Linked DNA regions of Homo sapiens: region 1 is linked to region 2. Evidence: chromatin loops called from intact Hi-C (ENCODE). Cell type or tissue: heart left ventricle. All regions are shown on one strand. Each heading gives the region's core, and the rest is flanking DNA. Links, peaks and the distances in the headings are about the cores only. Region 1 overlaps DOCK4 (dedicator of cytokinesis 4). Region 2 overlaps DOCK4 (dedicator of cytokinesis 4).

Region 1 (8,341 bases), core at 266-8,265, 250 kb after region 2:
AGATAATAAGACAAGGTGAGCAAAGGTGATTCAAGGATGATCACTGCAGATTGCTTAAAATATGGAAAACATGGAAGTAATTTAAATTGCCAATAACATAGATCTGATTAAATTTAGTTATACCCGTACAGTGAATGAAATACTATATAGGTGGAAATAATGTTTACAGGATAATTTTATATGCATGGAAAAGTGCTTATTGTTAATACTTTATACATGCATATATTTAGTATAATACCATTTTTATAAAATTGCTTAACTGTATGTTCTTATGTGTATATGTGCATACAGAGATGCTTGGAATGATATCCTTAAATATTAATGACTTTTTATTTTCATATTGCTTAAATTTTTTGTTAGTGGACAAGTGTTATTTTATAATATTAATAATTTTTTTTTCATTTTGACCAAACAAAAATAGGAAGAGACAGAAATTTAAACTTAGCCTTGTTTTATACTATTTAATTCTGGACTTTTATGTAAGTGAAGACCATTCTTCTGTCATATAATCTTGACAGTAATGTTTATGGTAAGGTTTTGAAGGAACATTAATTGTCTTGGATTTTTATAAACCATGTTCTGTGTCATTCATTGGCAGGTACTGCCCATGATGTCAAAGGTTGATGAGAGATGAAAAAAAACTGCGTTAAAAATGTGTCTTTAAATCTGTCTTGGAGATATGATACAGAGAATAGCTCTGGTTTGTAGTAGAGTATTGGTTAAAACCTACTTGCTCTTCATGTAAAGTATTAGTTTAAAAGACTCAATCCTGCAGTGAGCTAAGAAGAAATCTGCTGTGTTGAAGGCTATTAGTATCCTAATTTAGGCCTTAAATTTGTGAGGTAGTTTCCCTTTGTAGCAATGGCTGGACTTCACTTCTCAATGTGTTCTAAAGAAACCGTTCTTACCGAGCTGTTATAGTAAATACTTTGTCAAGGACCTGGACTCACCTTTTAGGCAGGGTCTAAGGAATCCTAAGGGAAAAGGTCATTTTCAACATCACTTGATTGATTACATATTTAGAGTGGTTTCCAATGTAAATAAACTCTGAAATCTATAAAAATTTGCATATCATTAGCTCTAGGAGAATAAGTAAAATAACTTAGTTATCATTAGAGATTTTGTCCTTCCAGAGCCCCCAGAACATCAGTGATATCTCCAAATGGCTGACAGATAAGCCTAAAAATTCCCTTTGGAATTGCTAGTTCGCTAATAACCATATTTAATCTTAAGTTTTGGTATTTCATTCTATTAGAATTATTGTCTTCCTTAACTTTGTAGGAATGTATTTGGCTAAGCTTCTTCAGCTACCTGCTGGAAAGTAAGTTAAGAAAAAAGAATTAAGAAAAAGTTAAGAAAAGAGAATGAAGCAAAAAATAAAATAAAAAAGAATGAGTAGAAGCAAATTTGTTCTCCAAAAGTCAAATCTCTTGAGGAGATTGATGAGAGAATCCAAAAAGAGGGGCCTAGGAAGACAGTAACTATGTGCTCAAGTCCCCATTCATTCTGACTCACTGTAATGGAGGAGTTTTAGTCACTGGAAGTACATTCGGAAACACCCTCAGGTCCAGTAAGAAAATAGTAATAATACCGTCTGCCTTGGAGAAGTTGGGGTTTTGTAAATTCATCACTGTTGATTGTCAAGAACCACCATGGCAGAAGTGCCCAACTCAAACAAGCTAGAGTTTTGCTTAGTAGAGAATCTGCTTCCTGTAGCGGGGTTTATTGGCTTCCTAATCCAAGGCATTCAAGAAGGAAAAGAGCCAGGTACAAAGTCAGCCAAATAGAAGGTGATGCTGTTTCCTGGTTGGAGAGGGATTAATTTAATATGATGACATAGACAGTAAAAGTCTATTGTGGAGTAACTTATTTCACCTTTGTTACCTAAAAATTTGTCCATAAACCCTTTGTGGCCCACATTTTTCTCTACAAGTTTTCAGGTTCTTATGCTATATCCTAGTCCCTAACTTGGTCCATAGTAGTCCAACAAATACACTTCACTGGCCACTACCTTTGAGATGGACTTCTCAAATCCAGGTAGAAGCTACTGTTCTCTGCTTATCTCAAACTTCAGTGTAGCCTTTTCCTGTAGTATGTTTGCATTCATAAGTAAAATGAAAAGATGAGGGGAATCTGAAAATTTAGGTAGACTGACAGGATTGCAATCTAGCCTGCTGCCCAGTGAACCCCATATGCTCCCCAGTGAACCCCATATGCTCCCCCAACTCTTCTAAAAGACTTACCCTATAACCATAATCTATAAATCTTAGACAAGCCAGGAACATATCTGTCTTCCCCAGGCTTTGGTATAGAAGAATTGATCACTTGACTGATACTTCATTCATTACATGCTGTGAGAGAAATTAAAAAACATCTGCAACATTTTAAAATAAATAACCTGGTAAGTTTAGTATAAAAACATATCAAGCTGAACACATAAGCTGAACAGTGGGGGGAAAACACTAAGCTATCTTAATAGGTAGACTTAGTCCTAGCACTTAGGGATAGTTAAGTGACCTGCAGAAAGCCCCTTCAATGCTAACCAGTTCATACTGCTACATCTTCAGCTCTCCCAAAATGTTCTGCCTTAAGTGAGACCTGACTTGCTTCTGCTGAGAGGGCTTCCTGTATAGCTGCTGGAGTAGAGAGCCCCTCTTCCTAAGCCAGGTGTCTAGTGTCTGGTGGTCAGCTGTCTCCAAATACCCTAACGCTTTCCAGAGATACTCTTTCGCCACCCTCTTGTGAAGAGCTCCCCTATCCTCTATAAGGCTCATTCCATACAGCGCTGCAATTTTCCATGTGTCCTAGTTACTGTCTTCCACCAACTTGTATTTTGAGGGCCAGTGAGGAAGAGGGGGGAAGATGGAGTGGTGTGGTAAGTAGCTGATTAGTTTTCCACAATCAGTCTAGTTCCTAGTTCAGAGTCTTCTCCTTCTGGTTGACTGTCCAACTTCCTGTCCTCTTGTTTTCTTGGCCACTTCAACTCTAGCTACCTCCATTTGCCTTCTACTTCACTATGGCCACACCCTAGGCTGTATTGCCTCTCTACCCATCAGAATCTCCCACTGATTAGATAGATGGGTGGATGAAATCATCCAGAAGCACTTCATATCAAAAATCATAAACTCCCAATATTCTGACCACAGCCTTTCAACCTTCTGATTTTCTAACTATGCCTATTTTTCAGTCTTTTTCTCCTCCACTAGACCACTCTATTTTCTTCCCATTGTTATCTAAGGTATCTCTTAATCCTTAGTTCTACTGTGCCTGCATAGGAAATAAAAAATAGTCCTAGATGAATCTGTAAGCATTGCCCTCTCCTATCCCCAGCCCTAGAAGAAATTAGGGCTGGGGATAGGAGAGGGCAATGCTGACAGATTAGGGCATTGCTAGAAGAAATTATACAGTTGCTATAGGTTAGCATCTACCTGGGTATAGATGTGGGTCCATCAACATTGCAGGCAAACTAGTCCTCACAAGAGCTATTTACAAGAGCTTACCATTCTCCCTACCCCACCACTTCCCAGCTACTTAACAGAGAAAACAGATGCCATCAGACAGGAACTTCCTTAACTTCTTGTGCTCTCTCCTTGCCACCTGCAAACTTATCTGCATCCTTCCTTTCCTTCCGGCTTCCTGTCTCAGGGGATTGGGCAGGATTCCTTTGCTTCAAGACTAGTTCTTCCACCTACTTCCTTCAGGATCTCCCTCCCTCCTGACTCTTCTGGGACCCTGCCCCTCCCAATGTCCTCTCTCTTCCTCCTGCATCTCTTCCAGCAGTATTCACACAGATCATAAACATGCTCAAGCCTTTTTTTTTTAATAATTTTTTTTAAATAGGCACCATGTTCCTTCTTCCCTTCCCGTCATGACATGCAGCCTGCGTGAAATGTCTGTCTTCCCTCATTGCCTCTGCTTCCTCACATCCTCATTGCTCAACTGAAGTTTTTCCCCTTTAGGTCACTAGTGCCCAGCCAGGGGCTAAAGCCACTAGACATTTTAAAAACCTTTCCATACTTGACTGCCCTATAGCATAGAGCACTATTAATAACACTTCTTGAAAATCCCACACTCCTTGGCCTGACGATGTGCTCCTGAGTTTCATCCTTCCTCCTCTTTGAGGACTCATTTCTCTTTATGGATACCTTAAATGTTGATGTTACCAGGGGTTTAGCCCTTGGCTACCATCTGTGTCTTATACTCTCTAGATCCATCTCATCCATTTGGGCAGGTAAGCTATGCTGTTAACTGCCAGATATGTTTTTCTAGTGCAAAACTTTTACCAGCCTACTGAACATCTTCAGTTGGTCTTCCCAAAGACACTGCACACTCAGCATATCCAAAACTGAGCATTTTGTCTTGTCTCCATCCACTCCTGCCATGAAGAGAAACCTTGTCACAGGCTTCTCTTGTCACATTTACCCACCATGTCTAAATAGTTGGTTGCATGACTGGTCAGTTCCACCTCCTCGATAATACTTTAATCCAAGGAATTTAAACCAGAGGTGAGTATTAGAACCACCTGAGATTTTTCTTATTCAAGAGATTTGGGGGTAATCCCAAGGCTTTTATGTATTGAAAAATTCCCTACTCCAGACATACTTAACTATGTATAGTTGCCTCAATATGCCCGTACTTTTTTTTAGCAGTTATTTTAAAGATATTTTAAATTTATAGAAGAGTTGCAAAAATAGTACAGGAAATTCCCATATAACCTTCATCCAACTTCTCCTTATGTTAACCTCTTATATAAGCTATAGTATATTTATCAAAACTAAATTAATCTGGGTACAATTCTGTTAACATGGAATTTATTTGGATTTCACAATAACTTTTCCCACGAATGTCATTTTTTCTGTTCCAGGATCCATTCCAAGATCCCACATTGCGTTGAATGGTCGTGTCCCCATAGTCTCATACGTGTGTTTTTATTCCCCGGTGCCTTTAAGTGTATTGTTTCTTCCCTCCCTTGACTTTTCCTCCCTTGCCTGCTTGATGACCCTTTTATCCTTTACAACTGAGGTCAAATAGTCCTTTGACCTCAGATCAAAGACCATCCTTTTCGATAAGGTCTTCCTTCCCTTCCCCAGCAGAACTGGTTTCTAGTGGTCTTTATCCCAGTGTTGTAATCGGTATTAACAGATAAGTGTGGAGATCAGACATGCAGTGCCCTCAAGGGCAGAGACTGTGTTCATTTCCTTGTTACATTCTTAATGCTAAACTGGAAGGCTGACAAATATTTGGAATTTAATAAATTTTTAATAATGACATAAAGGATGACTACTCATTTTGAAAAAGTTCCCCAAAGAAAGGTATTTTCCTCCAAAAACTATTTAAATCTGGTTTTTATTAACTGGTAATACAGAGTTTCAACTGGATTGTCTACCATACTGTATTTTTTTAATGTGATTACCTACTTTTCACAAGTTACAGACCCCTTAATTTGACTAATTCCATGAATTCCTGTGCCAGTTTTTAAATTAGTAAATTGTAGATGTGGATCTCTCAATCATATATCTTGTATAACTCAAATATCACACTTCTGGAACACTGTCCGGGACTGACCACTGACATTCTCTTTCACATATCTAAGACAGTAGTCAAAAAGTAGCCTAGAACATAATGCAGTATTCATTGCTGTACCAACTGATTTTTATTCCAGAGAAAGAAATACACTGTGAGCCAAACTATATGATCTCAAAGAAGATGAGACTACTACTGCTGCTGCTGCTGCTGCAAAGCCTGCATTTTAATAATTCTGTAAGAGTCTGAGGGAGCACATCTCTCTGGCCAGATCTGATTTCAGACTCCAAGTATAGTAAAGCAAGGATGGTTCTCATCTCTCTCCTCTCTAATTTGTAAATTATCTCCATGCCATTTTAAGATAACTTGCACAGATTCCAACATAGCAAATGCAGAGAACTATCCTTCACTATTACAGTGACATCGTTTTGTTCCCCCAGTCCAGTAGCAGCTTCAAGAAGCCGGGGTCACATTGCCTTGTTTCCCCTGGAAAAAACAAATGGCTTCATTAATTCTTCCCTCATCCATCTGCCAGCATACATCTGCCATAACACTGGTAACACTTTAGCTGTGCTTGTGTCTTCCACAAGAAAACGAGTTCTCTAGTAGAGAAGACAGTGTCTTCTTACTCTCATATCCACATTGCCATGCTCCATGCCTTCACTGGGTTTGGTAGAAAAAATATTCTCTATGTGAAAGCCTAAACTGTGGTTTTACAAGTATTCCTCAGAATGCAAATGATCCGTATTTAACCACCCCATCCAGGTTAGGAGTATAGCTGGATTTTACCATGGTAACAAAGCCATCTCTCAATTACATGCAGCACAAGAATCTCACATCTGCAGTTTGGTGCTGTTGAGCCTGTATTGCTCAGATTTTTAGGCATTTAAGCACCCAACCACTATTCTGTTGCACTTAATATTTCCAATTAAAGCACAGGCAGTGCCAAACCATACTTTTCCAGCCTCATTTCTATGACTTCATTGACTCTTAGCCTTTCACCTAATGGGAAGACTGTTTATTCCCATTTGTTTTCTCCAGTCCATACTCTAGTTCAAAATCTCACTCACAGTAGACCCTTTTCCCACCTGGGGAATTTACTGACTCCCTGGCTGGTTCTAGTATTAGGAAACTGGATAACCTTTTGGCTTAAACTCTAGGCAACAGCTGTTTCTGCCTTACAAGTCTACCTTCTAGAACCTCATTTGTATTATTCACTGCTCTTGAACCCATTTCTTCCCTATCCCTTGTCGTTGAATGAAAGAGTGAATGATTTCTAGCACATTTGTTGTGTTCCTAAGCTCCTGTGTTATGCCCCATCTGCTCCCACCTGCCCTTCCTCCCTACCTTATCCAGGTTGCATGATCCCTTTTGCTCCCTGCATGATTTGAAGACATAAACTAGCCATTTCATTATAAGATTCGTGAGCTTATTGCATTTGAAATTATTTCAGCTCCATATACCACTCTGAGCCCTCTCTCAGGGTGTCTCCCACAAAGATACCTTTCTTTTGAAAAGCTAACCATTTTTGGTCTTTCCTAGCGATACCTACCATGCAGTATTTTATCTATAAATTAAAAATGTTTGAATTAATTACTTGAATTCAAAACTTGGCTAAAACAACAGTAGAGGGAGGCAATGTTATATGGTAGTTGTGAATACAAATTTTGGTTCAAATTCTGACTGTGATACTTTCTAATATTGTGACATTGGGCAAATCACATAAGCTCCTTACGTTACAATATCTTGCCTCAAGGATTGTGTGAGAAGAGAATATACACGCAGTGCAGAGCAGTGCCTGTCACACAGTAAGCACTCATAAAAGGTAGTTGCTTGGATTGCCTTAAAAATCTCCAGTATTTGTATGGTATATTAAGGGTGCGTGCTGAAAACCTCAAGGAACAATAAAAGATATGCTATATTTTCTGTGTGATAGCTTAAGTTTTTCAGAAATAGATTAAAACCTAACCCCCTATCTAGTGTAATCCTACTGGATAAAAAAATCAGATTTGAACCTCTGGTAAATATATAAAAGGGTTCATAGAGACCAAAGAGTAGTTACATGTTTTTCTTCACTGAATTGATGGGCGGAATTCTCTCCTGCTACCCCCATCTCTCTTACACACACCCCAGTGTTCTTGCTGAAAGCTCTTGAAATAACTTTTATGTCCAGAGTATTGTTCATATTTATTATATTTTATACTTGAGCAAGGGTGATAGAGTTTAGCTGTAAGAAGCTATCAAGATGTCATAACTCAGACAGACTCAGATGCTGAGGTCTTGGACCCTCCAGGCTGGGGGAGAAGTGAGAATGAAGGCTTGGTGGAACTGACCTGACCACATCACCTTTTCCTGGCCCATGGAAAAGCAGCCAAGTCTTCTATTCATAGATACACACTAAGGATACAGCACAGCCATCACACCCTCACTCATACAAGTGGTCCATCCCATGGCAACCAGTTGAGCTACATGGGATATCAAGCAGGAATTCCAAGAGGCTGCAGAAGTGCTGCAGAGATGGCAGGCAGTTAGGGGGAGGAGAGTTAATAAGAGATATGTTTACAGGGGCAGAATTTCTGTGAACAGATGGATCATACTAGACCAGGGCAGGCTCCAAATCCTGAGGAGGAGGCCTGGAAATAGCAGGACAGAGTGTCTGGGCTGGGTTTGGCATGAGACTTAGTCACACTAGGAAGTGGTGGTTAGACATATGGAACCCAAATCAGGATAGAGATGAGAGATCAAAGGATGTTTCCAACACTATAGACCAGATAGGGTGAATGTGGGGTGCTGCCCTCATGCTTTGACTTGCCAGGGA
Region 2 (8,341 bases), core at 85-8,084:
ACTCTTGGTACCAATTACTGCCTTAGTCTGCTCAGGCTACTGTCACAAAATGCCACAGACTTGGGGGCTTAAAAAACAGACATTTATTTCTCACAGCTCTGGAGGTTGGAATTCCAAGATCAATGTACCTGCACAGTTGATTCTTGCCTACCTGCAGAGGGGTTAGGGTTAGGGTTAGGCCAACCTGCAGAGTTGAAATTATAATGCAGGCCCACTTCCTGGCTTGTAGACAGCCACCTTCTCACTGTGGCTTTTTCTTGGTGCATGTGCATGGAGAGAGATCTTTCTCTGCCTTCCTTTTCTTATAAGAGCACTAATCTCATTAACGGGGCCCCACCCTCAGGACCTAATATAAACCTCATTACCTACCAAAGAGGCCCCATCTCCAAACTGTCACATTGGGGGTTAGGAAGTCAACATATGGATTTTTGAGAGACACGAACATTTAGCTCATAACAGGAACAGAGAATTGTGGGGGAGTTGGGTATGGGCAGGTGTGTTGTTAATAGCTCTGACTTCCTGGAATTGGGAACTGCCCTTGCCTTCTTCCTGTATGCTATTCTGTCATTTTGGTATTCATACTTCGTCTCAACATGTGCTGCCTGAATATGTAAATTGTAAAAATTTCTTCTGCAAATACTTTCTTGGCCATTCTTCTTCATCTGTATCTGAGAGACTGTAACCTAGGCTCTATAAGTAGAGAAAGCCTATCAAAAGTAAGGGCAGTAATTGTCCTCCCATACCATATGTATGCCAAACCAGTGAGAGCATATTGTGTCCATTTTCCAACAAAATACTTCAGTAGCCAGGTGTGACAAAATAGTAAGTACTTTACAGTTTAACAGTGATAATTAAGAGTTTTCCTAAAAACTATAGTCAAGGTGACACAACTAAAGGGACCAATAAGGATGTACTGAAAAGATAGTAAAATCATTGTCTTTAGAGTAAAAGGGAAATAACAGAATAGGAGGTTTGAAGGGAGCCAGGAGAACTGACAAAACATTTTTTAGGAGGGTGTTGACAAATTGGAGTGGACCCAGAAGTAGACAAAAGTTTTAGCAAGTATGTCATATGGGAGATGATTGTAGAGAAGAAATTATTTAATCTAGAGGTGGATGATGATGATGATTGATTATGATCATGGCTAACATTTACTGAATGTTGACTGTGTGCTAAGCACTATGCAAATACTTTATGTGTATTATCCAGTGTAATGCACACACAGAAAGCCTATGAAGCAAGTATTATTGTTAGCCCTGTTTTACAGATGAGAAAACTAAAATTATAAAGAGGTGTGAGTCAGGTCAAGGTCACTGAGCTAGTAAATGGAAGACTGTTGCTGGGCTGAGGAGTGTATGGCTGCAGAACCTTGGCTTGGTATCTCTACTTTTGAGGACATTTCTCAAATATGGAAAAGAGATTAGCCATTGAGGAAGGGTTAGGCCAACCTTATGTAAAATATTATCTTACTATGTTTTATTGCATCTGAGATACCACTGGCTATAAAATGAGTCATTATTTTATTTGCCTTTCAGAAAAATTGCTGCCTATTAAAGTTATAATGCAGAATTGATGGTAAGCCTCCCTCTGATTTTATAGTTGTTGAAATGGGTAAAAAGCATGTCTTAGAATAGATGGAAAAATGTTGTCCTGTGTGTGATCTCGGACCAAAGGACCAAACTACAAGGGAGATTTTAGCTCAAAGAAATGCTTTGCAACCTCTCAAGCTGTGGAGAAATGTAACCTCCTCTGACAGAGGCCTTGACGCATAGCAGGAGCTCGCTGTGAGGTTCCCTGTTGTGCAGGTGCTGAGACTGGCTGGAGGAACTCTCTGGGATGATGTAGAGGGATTTATTCAATTGAGTAGAAGGTGAAATAAATTATCTTCTAGAATCCTTCCAAAACTTTTAATGAAATATAGCATACAGGCATCACATAAGCTATGATAAAAAAATTATTTAAATGTGGTTGGCAGTTATTTGTACCAATTATCTATAGCAATATGTATGACTCAATACCTTTTCTTTCTTGCTGTCTTCTCTCTCTTTTTCTCTTTTGGCATTCTAAACGTGGTTGGTAGTTTCCCATTTTTTCCTCAGGTAAAGTTCAGATTTTTTGGCTCAGTATTGGAGGCACTCTGCCTTTTCACCCAACCCATCTTCCCCACCTTTTTGCCTCTCTCCCAAATTCCATAGCTGAATACCATTTTGCTTTCCCATTGAAAATAAATGAGATATCATAAATAAAAGCTCCTAGCACAGTGCTGGCATACATACTAGCCTTCTGGAAAATGTCAGCCCTCTCTCTCTCTCTTTTCATTTTTCAAATTATCCATCAGTCTCTGCTTTCAAAATCATATTCATCCTTCAAGACCCAATTTAAATGTGGTCTGTTTCCAAAAAGCCCTGCCTGATCACATAAACTAGAGGTAATTTCTGCCCCTTCCTGAATCCTAGTGTGTTTTGTTTATGCCAGCCTGATAGTAGTTACAACATTTGACCTTGAACTCCAGTTATTTGTATCCAGTCTTTTGTCTTCCGCCTAAGTATAAATTCTGAGGGTGGACACAATTCTGTTTGCCACATCATCCCCCAGCAAAGGGCTTGACACATAGGTGTTACGCATGTGTGAGGGAGCGAGTGAATTATGGCATTTTGTAGCAGATTTATCTTCTCGTAATTGTCTGGATTAAGGTAATAAAAATTATTTTGTGTTCCCTAAGTGCATCATACTTGTCTGTGGGAGTGGGAATTCTGGCATGATGTTAGGCTGAGTGATTTACAAGCTACTCTGGGATTGCAAATGTGAGATCAACCACAGAGAGAAAAATCTACAAGATAATGGCTTTATGTGTGTTGCTAGTCCTTCATAGTTTCTATGTTTCTTTTGATATTAAAACATATTAGCTATAAAATGAAACCGGTTTCATTCTTTTTGTTTTTATTGTCTTCAGAGCTTTGAAATTTTACAAGCTATTGATTTGGGTTATAAGCCACACTGAGGCCAAAACTTCTGAGAGGGTATTTAATTTTCACTGCATCTTTGGAAATTGGCCCAAATAATTCCCCTTTCAACCCATGGCACTGGTGTATGACACAGGAAAAATCTGATTAGCTCTTGATGGTTGCCAAATACTTGGTTTTCTCAGCTTGGCTGAAGATTTAGATTATCATTTGGGGCAGGTGGCCTGGAATTAGGAAGAATGTGGAAGGAAATCAATAAGGGTTGGTTTCTCTTATTATTTTCTGTTGGCCTTTCAGATATTCCACCAGGAAAGCAACAAAATTCAATTTTTTATCATTAAACTTCGGGGTAATTTGTACTGGTTCAATTTTTTTTTTTTGGTGAGAGGACTGATAACAATTTTATGGAACTCTTGGAAAAAAGAAATAGAAAAAGCTATTGGTTACCTTTTTTTTTTCTTCAAAGTTTCTGGTGTTTGAATTTCTATTCTAGATGGTATTTAATTCCTTGCACAGCAGTCTACAGGCAGCTTAATCAAGGCGGCAGGATAGTCAAGTGGATGTAATACTGAATGCTTGGATTGATGGCTTTCTGTTGATTAAAGGAGATAGATTATATAGCTAATAAGAATTTGCTTTAGGGAATAAAATTTAATAAATAAGTTAGACTATAATTGGGTATTGGAATAAATTTATCATGTCTTATGTAGTCTTTCCATTCAGAAAATATTTTTTTTTCTCAAGTACCTACAGTGTGTATGGTACTGCATCAGGGAAGTATAATGAGAAGAAGTAAGAATAGATAGATGCTTAGTTTTGACAAAAACATAAGACTAAAAAGGTAAAGCGTAAATATATTAATGAAAAGCTATTTATTTCCATGGTTTTAACTATTTTAAAATGACTTAAAATTCAATCTATATTTATCAATAAGCCTTAATCATATTTACTTGAAAAATATACCAACTTTCAATTTAGTAATATAAAAGAATTAAAGAGCCACAATCAGATAATTATGTCTCAGTTAAAACAAATTATGCCTTAAGGCAAAATTAAACTAAGGATTTAGAAATAGTAAATTATACAGAAAGGACTTTATTGATTAAACAAAAAATTGTGGGGTTTTTTTTGGTGTATACATATATATACACACACACACACATATATGTTTTAATGGTGAAATAAATTTTATAGCAATCATAGGTGAATACTGGTTAAGGAAATTACTGAAGTAAATGTGTTTTATTATGATGTATTATTTTTATTCTGAGAAATGGAATATGCCTCATTGAAGCATAGCGTTTTCTTATTAAATAGGATAATGCATTGTGGCACTTTGAAACCCACCTTGATATACTTATAATTTTAGAATCCACTTCCTTATTTTTCTGGTCTTAGATATTTTATTAAGTTTGTTTGTTTCTTTCTTTCTTTATTTGAGATGGAGTCTCGCTCTGTCGCCCAGGCTGGAGTGCAGTGGCGCAATCTCAGCTCACTGCAAGCTCTGCCTTCCGGGTTCACGCCATTCTCCTGCCTCAGCCTCCTGAGTAGCTGGGACTTGCCTGTCACCACACCTAGCTGATTTTTTTTGTATTTTTAGTAGAGACGGCGTTACACCATGTTAGCCCGCATGGTCTCGATCTCCTGACCTTGTGTTCCGCCCGCCTTGGCCTCCCAAAGTGCTGGGATTACAGGCGTGAGCCACCGTGCCCAGCCATTAAGTTTACACTTTTAGAGTTATTTAAAGACATAAGTAAAAACACTTTTTATACCTTCCACAGTTTATTGGGTCAACCTGCCATATTGAAATCAGATGCTTGTGGAAGAGATTGAGATGTATAGGGTTTTTGATGGTTTGGCATAGGGTGTTTACCTCTCGCAAGCTGTTGGTGTCACTGCTGGCTTTCCGAGCCTCAGGGAGGAAGAGTGTTGCTATTGTAGTGAAAGCTCCACCCTGTTTGTTAATCTGTCTTAACTCTATAAATTATGGACTCTGAGACTTAGTCTAATTACAATTGAAACGATTCTGAAGCATTGTAATGCAGTGAAGTATTCAAAGTAATATGAACATTGCATTTACATTTTTCTAAATGTCAAATTGACATCATTCTGGCCTCCTACCATGGCACAAGTTTTACCAAATAATAGCTAATCTGACAACATGTGGTACACTCCAGTATTTTGTTTTCCATTCTATTTCATTCCATCCCACTCCATTCCATTCCAGTCTGTTAAAAAAAAATTATTTCACAAACCATTTGAGGAAGCCTTAATGTGAGATAACTCACAGTTTGAGAAACACTGGTTCACTTAATAACCACCTACCTGTATACAGCACTCTTCCAAAGAAGCAGTCTTTGTCCTTTATAACCGTACATCCAAAGAGCCATTTTATTTTTTAATTTTTAAAATTTTCTATTTACGTATTTTTTTTGAGACAGGGTCTCACTTTGGCACCCAGACTAGAGTTTAGTGGTGCCATCTCGGCTCACTGTAACCTTGACCTCCCAGGTTCAAGCAATCTTCCTGCCTCAGCCCTCAAGTAGCGAGGACTACAGGTGCACGCCACCATGCCCGGCTATTTTAGGAGAGACGGGTGTCACCATGTCCCCCAGGCTAGTCTCAAACTCCTTAGTTCAAGTGATACACCCGCCTCGGCCTGCCAAAGTGCTGGGATTACAGGCATGAGCTGCCATACCTGGGCCAAGCAGCCTTTTTATAGCATACTTTTTTTCATTCAGGCAAAGAGGTGTAAAATCAAAGAGCCTAAATAAAAGATTAAGCAGGAAAGTGTGCTCATTTATATGAAAAAGCTCATAATAAGAACATTTGTGGAGTGGAACAGTAAATTCTCTCTCGATCAGCCCTGGACTCTATTTTGGTTTCTCTCTGGCTAGGAAGAACTATCCCTGCAAAATGTTTCTGCATTTGAAGGTCTCAGAAGCTCCCGCAGGCACCCACATGGCCTCCATCAGTATAGCCTGTCACCTCTCCTCAAAACACTAGAGAGATGCGGTATGACCTGTATCCCTATTCTGGGATTTGGGTTGGAATGAAGACCTAGAAGTCTCAGAAGGACTTCAATATTAGAGAAGTAGAAAATTCTTGTGGAATTTAGAGGCAGTTGGTCATCCTGGAATTTGAGATTCTAAATTTTAAGAGCCCTGAATACCAGTCTCTGGATTCATCCATTTCACTTCTGTCCATTGTCAGTTGAAATTCAGGAGTGACACTTAGAATTCCTGACAAAGAGTAAAGACTGGCCTGTAGGAGCTTCCTTGCTTAATGAATCCTGCAGCGAAAGTGGGTCTGTCAAGCTGTGGGCCAGGTGCCCAAGTAGAAGTTTAAACCAGGAGTAAATTCTGTAAGGCCAGAGAGTATTCTGCCCATCCTTTAATAACCTTTTTGCATGTGTCCCATGTTCCCTCCTACTTTCTGTATTGGATACTTTCAATATCCAATAACCAAGGATATTGAATGGAGGTGAAATAGCAAGACCAAAGGCCTTTCCCCACCTCCCCCCGCCCCTTTTTTCTATTAAAGCATTTGCTTAACTGCCTTGCTTGTGTGTATGCATGCCTGGTCTCTATATAGCTTCCTGTTTTAAGGTCCTTTCAGGGCAGGCATGCCATCAATCTTTGTGTTGTTTCTAGATATCATCTCTGTGTGAATGTTGTTGATGCTATTTTTAACATTGCATCCTTTGTGTGAGCTGCCACAAGGCTGGGATGACCAAATGTCCTGTTTTTATCCCAGATTTTTCCTGGTTAATTTCCACTCTTTTGTTTGTGATACCTAGACATCCTTTTGAGATGGCAAAAGGATTCGTTTCTGCTTCATTAACTGTGATGAACCTAAATTCAAGCAGAACTGTGCCTTTGAAACAGTGTGACTTAAACCTCTTCAGCAATCCCTGTAGTTAAGACTAAGCAACCACAGAGAAAATGTCCTCCGGCTCTAAAGTAGGGGGCCAGTTTACATGGATTTATGAGATCCTATCAAAGTGAGAAGTAACCTTTGTGGCAGTCCACTGTTTTCCTAATGGTCTAAGGGCTGCCAAACTCCCACCCCATGCTCGTTTCATCCTTGCCTTCAATGCAGATATTAATAAATCTGCCCGAAATGAGATTTTTGAAAGCCTTTCAGGCTCACAATGATGATGCTTGTATGAAGGGATCCCTTTTTTCTTCTGTCTGACTTAGTCTTCTGCCTCCAGACCCTGCATATTTTCCCTGTAGGACACTGGCGTCTTTCTAGGGATAGAATTTAAAAGCATCTCCTCCTCCCCCCATACCAATAGTTCAGTTTGAAACCATGAAGTGTGTTACAACCCCACTTTGTGCTTTTCCCTTCCTCCTTTTTTGTGTCATTAGTGTTCATGTCTGTCTCTCCTATTACATCTTTAAGGGCAGAGACTATGCCATATGATTTTTTTTTCTCTTTCTCATTAGCTGACATGATTTTTGGTTCATTATAGGCACCTGATAAATATGTTGTAACAAAAAAAGTGAATAAATAATGTATGTATCACATTTTAGCTGTTTCCTGCATTGTACAATGCATGCATACATTCACTCTATCTTTGATTCATTTAGTCAAAAAACATTTATTGAGAGGTATTGTCTTTGGGGCTGGGGATATGAGGAGAAATAAGACATGGGCACCCTTAAGGAGCCCATGGTTTATTGTATGAGAAAATAGTTGGTTTCCTCTCTCCTTGTCCTATAAAACCAAGGGCAACTAAGTTTCACATACGGGTGAAGGATCTACCCTGGAGTTTTTGTGTTGGCATCCCCGTATCCTGGCTGAATTGCTTGCCTCCTTTTGCCCTTCCCAGGTACACAGGGAATCACATGGCTGCATATACTTGACACTGTAGTCACCATGGAGTGATTTATTAGTTATGGGCCACAGCGCTTTTAAAACAATCTCAAGTGCTGAATGGAGAGCTGATCTCATCTAGTGAGCAGCATGTATCTCATGCTGTGAGTTTTAGATTATTTCAAAGAACAGAAGACCCCTCAAAAACTACAAGAAGCAGGATCACATTTGTTAGTTTTAAGACATATTTATGGCATACGGCCGGCCATTTCCTTTATGTCACGTAGGTTTTCACTATTATCAGCCTCCGTATTTCTATGCCAACTTGACCATTGTGAGAAATGACCCTATTTATTGTCTAAAATACTGGAAGTCAAATGGATTTATTTTTGGTAACTTTTACTGAGGTAATGACTTGACATAAAATAAAGACTCTGTTCCAGAGACTGTGAATTACTGCCCACGCAAATTCAACTTTGCAATGCCATTAATATTTTACTGCCACAGTGAACAAAGTTGTTAAATTTAAGTCAAGAATTATTGGTTCCTTTTGGTAG

What was found. Hi-C counts contacts between places; a loop is a spot of excess contacts. Peaks named below come from ENCODE experiments on the same cell type or tissue, not always from the same donor. Only the 100,000 strongest peaks of a DNase experiment are listed, where the experiment ranks them.
Region 1: it touches region 2 in a loop (3-fold over the local background); 2 of 110 quality-filtered maps call a loop at or near these places.

Annotation. Positions count from the first base shown.
Region 1 is chr7:111,883,248-111,891,588 of GRCh38, reverse strand. All of the region lies in intron 16 of DOCK4 (dedicator of cytokinesis 4), which reads left to right. Among named protein-coding and RNA genes, the nearest start is that of DOCK4-AS1, 79 kb to the right of the region's middle. In heart left ventricle, for the core only: no CTCF peak of the experiment used is centred there; no DNase peak of the experiment used is centred there; H3K27ac peaks cover 674 bases.
Region 2 is chr7:112,130,776-112,139,116 of GRCh38, reverse strand. The region is part of intron 1 of DOCK4 (dedicator of cytokinesis 4); the gene reads left to right. Among named protein-coding and RNA genes, the nearest start is that of DOCK4, 71 kb to the left of the region's middle. In heart left ventricle, for the core only: a CTCF peak has its summit at 4,846; no DNase peak of the experiment used is centred there; H3K27ac peaks cover 2,675 bases.